Linked DNA regions of Mus musculus: region 2 is linked to region 1. The links are chromatin loops, found by intact Hi-C in ENCODE. Cell type or tissue: gastrocnemius. All regions are shown on one strand. Links, peaks and the distances in the headings refer to the core of each region. The heading gives the core; the rest is flanking DNA.

Evidence for each region. Hi-C counts contacts between places; a loop is a spot of excess contacts. Peaks named below come from ENCODE experiments on the same cell type or tissue, not always from the same donor. Only the 100,000 strongest peaks of a DNase experiment are listed, where the experiment ranks them.
Region 2: a loop joins it to region 1, with 5 times the contacts of the local background. A loop is called at or near these places in 1 of 42 quality-filtered maps.

Annotation. Positions count from the first base shown.
Region 1 is chr12:76,430,655-76,436,030 of GRCm38, reverse strand. The region is part of intron 6 of Ppp1r36 (protein phosphatase 1, regulatory subunit 36); the gene reads right to left. Among named protein-coding and RNA genes, the nearest start is that of Gm10451, 11 kb to the left of the region's middle. In gastrocnemius, for the core only: no CTCF peak of the experiment used is centred there; no DNase peak of the experiment used is centred there; H3K4me3 peaks cover 842 bases; H3K27ac peaks cover 1,093 bases.
Region 2 is chr12:76,364,670-76,370,045 of GRCm38, reverse strand. Zbtb25 (zinc finger and BTB domain containing 25) reads left to right here and starts at 486. Exons shown (of 3, transcript NM_028356.2): 1 at 486-606. In gastrocnemius, for the core only: no CTCF peak of the experiment used is centred there; DNase peaks (open chromatin) are centred at 473, 951, 2,297 and 2,817; H3K4me3 peaks cover 2,613 bases; H3K27ac peaks cover 3,231 bases.

The sequences.
Region 1 (5,376 bases), core at 286-5,285:
CACTGACCAGTTTGACTTGCTTGAATTTTGGCATAGGGAAAATCCTCAAATGTGGGACCAAGAGAGGCAGTCTGTTTTCTGGTCGAGCTAGGTTTAAACCTGGGAGACCCAGCAGACTAATCTGCAAGGGACGATAGGCCCGTTTGCCATGCTCCCAGACACTAGGCTCCTGACACGAGGACCCAGCTCCATAATTTTGTGGCCATCAGTCACATAGGCTCTCCAGACGCCACTCCCACAGTTACCTGGTAACAGCCAGGTATGCTCCTCCCCACAGTTACCTGGCAATAGCCAGGTAAGCCCAGCCCACTATAAAAGGGGCTGTTCCCCCTCCCACTTATTCCCTTGCTCTTACTGTTGCTCCCTTGCTTCCCCCCCCCCCCCAATTCCCTTCCTCCCTCTCTCCACGTGGCCATGGCCGGCCTCTACTCTACTTTTTTCCCTCTCTCTGTCTTTCTACAATAAACGCTTTAAAACCATGGACTGCCTCTTCTCACCAGGACCAGCCATACTAGAGCAATGGAGCACACACATCTAAACTCCAGTGCCAGCCAACCCAAGTCACCTGTGTGAGCAGCACAAGGCTCCTCCCCAGAGCATCCAGCCCGAGCACTCTCCTCCTGCCCTTTTCCCTTCTGCCTGGGTCAGAGCCCTCCTGCGGGCACACACTCTGATCTCAGCTCTTCCGCAGCAGACAGCGGAGTCTGGGATGTCCGAGAGCCTGAGAACCGCCTCCGTGCGGTCCAGGACCCCTTAGCCAATTCTGCCAGCTCCGAGGGGACCCCAGACTGCGCCTCCCCTTCCCCCCAGTGGAGTCCTGCGACTTCTCACCGCCCTGCAGCGGCGTGGGGTCCACGGTGCAGTCAAACTTCCAGCATCCGCCTCCATGAGTGGCCCTAGCCCTATGGAGGGCGGGACAAGGGACTCCATTTTTACCCCACACTCAAAATCTCCCGTTCTCTTTTAAAAAAGGATATATTTATTTTTACTTGGTTTGCATGGGTGTTTTGCCTACATGTGTTAGGTGCCTGGTGCCCACATAAGCAGAAAAGGGTCCAGGAGTCATGGAGAGTTGTGAGCCACCACGTGGGGACTGGACCTGACCCCTGGACCTCTAGAAGAGCAGCCAGTGCTCTTATCTGCAGAGCCACCTCTGTGACCCCTCAAAGTCATTTAATGACTATTATCCATTGGATTCAGCATCTCTAGTTCAAGGGGGAATGTCACTCGTATAGAGATCCTTAGACTCTATGCTCTGTATGCATCCTCAGCTACATTCACATTGGAGCCTAATTCCTAGAGAACTCTCAAGTAACAAGTTATCTGAGCTGGCTGCTGGGGTGTCTGGTGGCTTTCCCATTTCTGCCGATTCCTAAAGCGCAGTGGAGACTCTTTGCCACCTCAGCTTTCCCCAGGGCCCCCGATGCTGCTATTAAGTTGAGGGGTTCTGTGTCTGAACGCAGGCTGCTTCCAGTTCCGAGCTCAGCTCCAGTTGGTAGGGAACCATTCGCTGGTCAGTACTCTGTGGATTTTGGCATCAAGTGTATGAAAGCGCAGTCCAGCTCTGATTGAATCGCAAATGAACTTTGTAAAAGATGCTTGATCTTAGGCGACAGCAGGTCTGCAGCCTAATGTTAAGTGTTTGCAACACGGTAGAAGCAATACTGTTGACAATGCTGTCAAGTGTCACTGGAAAGCAAATGGAATGTGCTCTCAGTAGTGACGAAGTGCTGCCCCCTTTGAAGCTACACCAACTATATAAAGACATAGCAGGCTGGTGGTGGCAGACACCTTTGATCCTAGCTCTTGGGAGGCAGAGGGAGGTGGATCTCTGTGAGTTTAAGGCCAACCTCGGCTACAGATCGACTTCTAGGACAGCCAGGCTACACAAAAAAATCCTATATGAAGACATGTCTGAATGGAGAGGGATGAGTTTAAGGATGCCATGGGCCTTTGAAAGGCAGTGTTATCTCGGGTCATCCAAAGCTCGTGAGTCGCTGGAGTAAAATGAGCTTCTGCAATAAAGAAAGTGGGCTCCAGCTTGAAGTGTCCAGATGTTACTTAGTCCAAACACAGCTTCTACATTCAACCAGCAGCCTGCAGACCAAGTCCTAGTGCCTGCCTCCCAGACTTCTTCAAATACCCCTTACCCTTCTTTCTCAGAGGTGCCACTAGCTAATCCTTTTATGCTATAGAAACCAAACCAAACAGCCATCAAAGTGGGGCTTAAGCCAGGCGGTGGTGGCACACGCCTTTAATCCCAGCACTCCAGAGGCAGAGGCAGGCGGATTTCTGAGCTCGAGGCCAGCCTGTTCTACAAAGTGAGTTCCAGGACAGCCAGGGCTACACAGAGAAACCCTGTCTCGAAAAAAACCTAAAAAAAAAAAAAAAAAAAAGTGGGACAGCTAGGCAGTCGTGGCACATGTCTTTAATCCTGAGACTTGGGAGGCAGAGGCAGGCAGATTTCTGAGTTCGAGGCCAGCCTGGTCTAAAGGGTGAGTTCCAGGACAGCCAAGGCTACACAGAGAAACCCTGACTGGAAAAAACAAGCAAACAAACAAACAAACAAGCAAACAAATAAAACAAAATCACTCTGGACAGGATTCTCAACCTTTACTCAATTATAAAGGAAAACTATCCTGAGGTACTTGCTTAAAGTACAGATTCCCAGTGTGAATCTCTCTCCGAGATTCCAGAGAGAGTCCAGAAAAATTAAAACAATCATTCCTAGTGATTATGAAGCTGGGCACTGGGGATTCACCTAGAAATATACATCAGGAACCTGTGTGTTGGGCTGGTGCCTGCCGTCAAACCTGATGACATTAGTTCAATCCCTGGGACCTACATGGTGGAGAATAGAATTGTCCTCTAACCTTTGTATGTACACACACACACACACACACACACACACACACACACACACACACTTTTTTAATTAACAAAAACAACAACAACAAAAAAAGAACCTAGGGCTGGAGAGATGTATGTATCAGTAGTTAAGAGCAGTTGCTGTTCTTCCAGAGGACCTGAGTTCAGTTCCCAGCACCCATGTGACATCTGACCTGTAACTGGCCTCCTAGAGTGCCTGCACTCACGTGCACATACCGCCATGCAGACATACACACCTACACACTATTAAGATCAATAAATCGTTTATAAAACCCTGTTGAAAGTGGGAAGAAAAGGGGAAGCCATGAAGCCAAAGCACAAAGGAAAAACACAAAATCCCAGAATTCCAGGCAGAGCCCATCTGTTCCCACCCATGTGCCGAGCCTGAAAACCATCCCCTCTAGGATTTAGGACACGTGTCTTCAGTTCTGCCCATTGCTTCTAAAATTTATGTGTGGGAGTAGAGGAGACTGAGCATCATGTAGCCCAGGCTGGCCTTGAACCTACTGTGTAGCTGAGGACCACTATGAACACCTGTGAATCTGCTCTCTCTGCCTCCACCTCCCAAGTGCTGGGATTACAGACTGAACCACCATGATGGCTTTGTGTGTATTAAGCAAGCACTCTACCAACTAAGCTACATCCCCCACCCTTAAACATTCTTCAGACAGTTGATCCAGTGAGAGGTTCACCTGAACTGACAAACACAGTCCTTAGCACGCGAAGGGGTAGGGATGCAGTTTGTGCACAGGACCGTGCGTTCGACCCCTAGCTTCACCTAAAATGAAAACTGCGACACTGACAATCTTGTGGAAAGTGAAATATCACACACATTGCTGCCAAAATGAAGTTGGCATAATTCTATGAGAACAAAAAAACATTTGAAAGGGAATTTAAAGAGACATAGAAGTGATTGTACGTTTTGATCCCTCTTAGAAATTTATTCTTTAAAAAGCATTATCCAAAGTCAGACGGAGAAATTTTGTGAATGAAAACACACTGTTCTAAAAAACAAAACAAAACAAAAAGATATTCAGTTCTGAAAATCTGAGCTAGGCATGGTAGCACACACCCACAATCCCAGGACTTGACAGACTAGGCAGGAGGATCAGGAGTTCAAGATCAACCTCAGAGATATATTGATCATAAGGCCATACTGAACTAAATAAGACCATCTCAAAACCACCAAATTCAATACACAATAACAATTTTATAATAAATATATAACAAGTAACAAATTAATATATAAAATAAATAACAACTATTATTATTATTATTGAGACAGAGTGTCTCACTATGTAGCCCTGGTTGCCCTGGAACGTACTATGTAGATGAAGCTGGCCTCAAACTCATAAATATCCACCTGCCAATGTTTCCCAAGTCCTGGGATCAAAGGCAAGCACCAGCTGACCTACAGATATTATTTATCTATCAGAGAAACAGGTAATGTTCAAAATCCACAAACACAAGTGGCATGAGAGGAAAGCTCGCACGCAGCCAGTTATGACGTAAGGGCTTGGCAGTTACTGACTTTGCAGGACTGAAATCAATTCTTTTCCTCTGTGCAAACACCCTAACACAGTCTATATTTAACTCTGTTATAAAACGACTGATTTCCAGACACTTGAAAAATGAAAAGTTGTCATGATGTTCAGAACCCATAATCGAAGATTTGGGCTGCTTTGTTTTCCTATTTGGCTGTGTTCTGGTTAGTTTTCAGTGCATTTAAAAACTAGCTGGGAGACCTTTCTTCTCTATAACTTATAAGCTAATATGTAAAAGAAATGTCTTTGCTAGATCAGTAATGAGCCTCAGAGTTAAAAGAAATGGGAGAACAAAACCAGCCAAAGAGCTGGACAAACTCACTGAGCCCAGCTTGGGACTCTGAGGCTCCTCAAGTGTTGTAAGCCACAGTTGGCCTCAGCTGTGGATGCTGTCATAGAAACGCTTCGTGTTCTGGCTGCCCTGCTGGGAAATGCCACCCTGAAATAACACTCACTTTGCGAATCTCCTGGTGGCATCGCAGGGACAGCAGTGTCAGAAGTATTACAAAACTGCTATCCAGGGTCATCTATCAGTTCACAAACTGTTTCTCCAATGGCTTGGTCAGATACGGGGTTTTCTATTTTAAAAACATTCTGTAGCAACAAATCAATGGCCCTCCTCAGCATTCCTAACAGTGAAATCCCACAGAGGGGAGAACAGAACAGCCTGGGCACTTGGAAAGTTCCACAGCTTGTGAAAGGTCACCTAGCCTAGGAGGCAGTGTTGTGTTCTGGGCTCCAAGTTCCCAGAGTTTGTCTTTCAGCCACTGCTGCCTAACAGTGCAGTTAAGTTTTCTACGGACGTTCTCCCCCCAGCTAAATCTACTTAAAAAAAACAAAAACAAAAACAAAACCACTAACAATTTAGCTTTTTGTTACCAAACTCTTACAAACTTTTTAGCATGAATTTTGTAAGCATTTAAAAAAAAATGAGAGAGAGGGA
Region 2 (5,376 bases), core at 298-5,297, 66 kb after region 1:
GCGTGGGCCCGCCAGCCTCGGGCCTGAGTCACTTCCCCCGCCATGCCCCGCCCGGCCCGCCTCCCTCCCTGGCTCCCGCCGCATGTGGCTGCCTGCCCCGCGCCCTCGTCCCCCTCCCGCGCCAGACGCCGGTGCATCCTTGCCCGTCCCCACCCAGGGCCGAGGGGGCACCCGTGGTTTTTTTTTGTTTTTTGGGTTTTTTTTTTTTTTTTTTTTTTGCACACGCCGGGGAAAGTTCCCAGGTCACGCCAAGACGTGTGGGGAGCCAGTGACGCTCGAACTTGTCCCCACACTTCCGCCTCCAGTCACGACTGGGGACCGTGGCAGAGGCGCGCCCGGAGCGCGGGGCCGACCCCCGCCTTGGCCACTCGGGCGGGCAGGCAGGCGCGCGCGCACGCACGCACGCACGCAGGCAGGCACGCACACTAGCCGGGGTGCCGCTCGCTTCCCGGCAGTCCGGTCACGTGGGCCGGGCGCGGGAAGCCGCGCGAGAGCAGCCCGCCGGGTGCGTGAGCGGGCGCAGCCGCGTGGTGTGCGCCGCGCGGGAGCCCGCCCCTCCCGCACAGAGAAGCCCGCCCGCCAGTCCGCCGCCGCGGCGGAGTCTGGGTAAGCAACGCGGCCCTGCCCCTGTGGGCTGCTCCGGGCTCAGTCCCTCCCGCCGCGAGCCGCCCGGGCGGCGGCTGCAGCTGCACCCGTCGCGGGACAGATGCAAGTAGCCGGGGAGAGGGGTGCTGTTTTTGGTCCGTTGGAGATGTCAGTCAGGGCCCAAGGAGGACATTAGCAACGGCGAGCGAGTGCTGGGCGCGCGGAGCCGCCCCTGGCCGTGGGCCGCCGGGGCCTAACGCGGGCGGGATGGCGCGCGCGATTGCCGCACAGCCTTAGAGCCCATTCCCGCTGCGGGCCGGGCTCCGAGCGGGCGCAGAAGCCTCAATCCGTCTGTGTCAGCCGGGTCCTGGGCGGCCGCGTCAGGCCTCCAGGCTCTAGCAAGTGGGCGGGTGTCCAGATCGGGCTGCGCAGCCCTCACTCTCCCCTCCCCCATCCAGTTTGTGAGTACCTAGCATCTAGGGCAAGTAGCCCCCTACCCTAATAATTAATTTTTCTCTTAGCCCAGTGGTTTTTCATTTTGAATTCTGGCCCCCATCTTATATCATCGTCTCCCTAGCACTCATTTGGAGGAATCAAGCCGTTATCAGTTGCTTAGGTAACGCACTGCGCTGTACCTGGAACCTGATAGCAGCTAGTGTTGTGTGTTTTATAAATTAACTCCCATCTCCCTCTAAGGGATTAAAGTTGGCCTTCTTCCTCGAGGGACTCCAGCAAGTCCTTCAAAAGCTGCAGAGCTGTCGATTGACAGAATTGAAGTACATCTTAGAATCAGAGTTTTTCAGCTGAAAAGGACCTTAAATATCGAGTCCATCCCTCATTTCACAGCTAACACCCGGCCTAAGAAGCAGAGTGTTGCCCGATCAAAGTTTCTGCACCTTTCATAATTAGCCTCAGGACTGCAGTGCCAGTTTATCCTGCTTTGGACAGTGTATACTCCAGAAGTGATTAAAATTACATCAGGTTTACAGGACTTCTCAAGTTGATAGCCCAGGCTAGTGTAGAAGTAGCAATGGATCTTAGGTCGGGCTCTCACTCGCAGGAACTAAGAGTGTATGCCCCCTGGTCTGGCCACGTGTCTCGGCCTTAGGTTTAGGCATCATTCTTGAAGCAACCTAGATATAGGTACATAGCCACTGCCTGACTTGGGGGTGGGATGAGTAGGTGTGAAATAGTCAAGATGGCTGGGATTCAGTTAGGGAGCAATGAGACATCCTGGGTGGTCAGCAAGAAGACCCCCACCTACCCCACCACACACTAGACTGTCATGCCCAGTACTATAATAAGCTGTAAGGAGTTTCCAGTCAGGTTTAGTTTTGTGTGCTAACCTTTGCCGGCAGTTTTAATAACTGAATTCCCTAAAAGGGTAGTATTGTCTTGTTATAAATATGTTTTAAGTCGGCAGAAGTGAGTGAGCCAGAGAGGTATACCTGACTGTGGTGACAAGAGTAGTTGGCAAAGGAATGTGAGTCTCAATCACTTATCTTCCAAGCCTAGTCAGTGCTCTTTCGCATTACATCTTGCTCCCCAGGAAGGGGGTGAGAGAATCGCCTGTGGCTGATTTATTGGCGCCTGTGGTTGCTCAGAGAGGCCAGGCAGGACTTTCAGCTGCCCTCTATGCCTTACAAAGTGGAGCTATGTACTTCCACCCGATCTCCTGAGGGGAATGCAAAGGAGCCAGGCTGTCTAGCTGAGGAGGAGGGGCCTGAGCGGCTTGGCAGTAAAATCTCCTAGCACGCTGGGAAGTGCAGCATAGTGCCTAACCTACCGCTGACCCAAAGTGATTTATTCCCTGCAAGCTGCTGGTGGTATCTGACCAATTTGTCCATTTTTGAAGTAAGAGCTAGGAAAGAGTTGGCGAACTGTCAGAGTTCCTATAGAAAAGCAGTGCAGGTGCTCTTATTTTGATGAATTGTAAAGTAGCCCTACACCACTTCCTGTGCCCCCTTTCTGCTTGTTTATCCCACAGAGCAAGTGCATCTGAGTCCTTAGAGAAAGCCAAAAAGAAAATAGTTGATAGTAGTTACCTCTACCAGCGATGGAATTGGATCCTTTGATCTCCACTTCATGCCAGTTAGATTCCTCAGCCACTGCTTCTTCCTTTAGTCTGTCGAGATGGCTCATCAGTTGAGAGCGCTTACTGTGCATATAGACAACCCAGGTTTGGCTTCCAGCGCCCATGTGGCTCTTAACTTGAAATAACTCCAGTTCCTGGAAACGGATTCCTTCTGGTTTCCACAGGCTCCTGCGTACATATGGTATGCCTGAATTCATGCAAGTACACATAGAATATGTTTTGCCAGGCATAGTAGTGCACACCTTTTAGATCCCAGTACTTGGGAGACAGAGTTCAAGGCCAGTTTGGTCTACATAGTAAGTTCCAGGACAGCCAGAGCTACATAGTGAGCCCTGTCTCACCACCCCACTCACTCACCCACCCCCAAAAGAAAGTGGAGGAAAAAGACAGTACTCAAAGCTAACATGAAATTTCATGATTAGTTCATTTTAATTGTACTTGGTTGTATTCTGGGGATCAAACCTGCCATCTTGAGAATGCCAGACAAAGCCTCTACTACTGGGCTATATTATATCCCCACCCGTTGTTAGGTTTCTGTTCTCATTTTATTGGGCCTTTTTTTCTTCTATTAAATTAACCTTAAGAAAAGTGTATATTATTAAGGTTTTGAGATTTTGTAATTAATTGCTTTTGTAGATACAGATCAAAACCAATGTTTAATTCTGAAACAGCAGGCTTTTTAGGCAGAGGGTATTATTTAGTCTGTGCTAGAAGTGTGTTCATGGAGCTGTTATTCTCTGGCAGAGAAGATGGTAGCTCACTCACACAGCAGCTCAGTCACTTGCCCGCTGCACTCTGGGTCTCCTCTAGTTTTGCCCTCTTTCACTTTCCCTGGCCTGTGAGGACCTCTTTTACTCTTGTTAGATGTAGTCTTTAGAATAAATCAAGAAGACTCTTGTCTCTTTCGTATTAAGTTTTTTATTTCTAAGTTTTATTGGCCTAGTGCTTTATCAGACAGACAGGCACACACACACAGAGGATGGAAAAGGCTGTCTGCCCACAGACCAGGGCTCCAGACTATCCTATTGAAGATTTCTAGAATGTAACTGCCCTTTCCTGTGTCATCCATCACGTCTTCTCTAACATTGTCTGTGAATGGGTTCCTGGCAGGTTTGATCTGTGCCTGTATTTTCAGATTTGGCAGTTCCTGTATCATTTTTAGACATTATGGAAATCAATTTAAAAGGGTCTAAGAATAAGTGGTTCTTTTTCCTAGATACTTTTCACCAGAAAGTTTGGAAATGGTGTGGCCCTTCCTGGCCTCTAACCACTCTACTAGTGCATTAGTTTAGCACATTTCTGTTTCTTTTCTTTGAGGGGTGTGTGTTTGTGTGTGTGGATCTGAGGTCAGAGGTTGACCTTGGGTGTCTTCCTTACTGAAGGTGGGGCTCACTGATTCATGTAACCTGGCTAAGCCAGTGAGCTCCAGGGATTTGCTTTGGGATGGGGGTGAGTACAGGGAGGGCCCTTCCCCCAAGTCTCCTGTTTGTTTTCTTTTTGAGATAGGGTTTTCTAAGTTCAGGCCTCAAACTTCTATGAGCTGGAATTACAGGTATGCAACAGTATGTCTAATTACTTAGATTCCTTAAACCACCTAAAATTGTAGTTTAAAGTCACATTTACAATAATCATTGATATTTATTTATCTACTATAATGAACACAATTCTTTGGGATACTTATGCGATAGTAAACATTCTTCCATACTTGTTGGGAATTATGGTATACGCTTATGATCCCTCTATTCAGGAGCTTGAGGCAAGAGAACATAGACTTCAGTTCAGCCTGGGCTACAAAGTAAATTCTAGGTCAGACTAGGTTATTGTGGGATCTCGTCTCACAAATAAAACCAGATCAACTGTCACACATCCACAATCATCAAAAAATACCATTTTACAAATACCAGCTACACTTGTGGGAAGCCTTTTATCAGGTAGCACTGGAGACCTTTTAACTTGTGTATTTCTAGCCATGAGTAAGTAGTTCATAAAAGCTTGACATTCCTCTGCCAGCTTTCCTATCTTTTACTGATAATTGATTATAAAGTCCGTTAAAGATGCTTACGGTGTGAGAGAATGAAGAGCTGAGTATTCTAGGCTGTTCTGCTGCTGATCTGAGAATGCAAGCCAACCAAAAAGAGTTTCTAAACAGTCCAAGATGTTGAATATCATGCTAACTAAATTATAAACTTGTTTCATCTTAGTTTGAACTAATCCAGAGCTAATTTACTGCGATCTAGAAAGTAAATAACGCTTTTATAATCTCATAGCTATCAATACTAAGCCTATTATAAATATTACTTGGGGGTGAGGGTGTGGTGCTTAGATGGGAAGGATATTATGATGATACAAATACCTTGTATACATGTATGAAATTCTCAGAATAAAATATTAAAAATACTAATTTGATAATAAAAATGTTTTTAAAGTTTTTAAACTCTTTGCTTTTCTAAATAATGAAGGGTGATTTTTTTTTTAATTCTTTTCTGCAACCTACTTTACATCTTTTTTTTTCCTACCAAAAATCTTTTCTGTTAATTTTTTTTGTTTGGTTTTTATTAGATAGGCTCAGGCCAACCAGCCTTGAACTCACTCTGTGTAGCCTTGGCTTACATTGAATTTTCAGCAATCCTCCTGCTTCAGTTTCACAAGTGCTAAGACTACAAGTATATACTACCATGTCTGTCTTCCAACCAGAT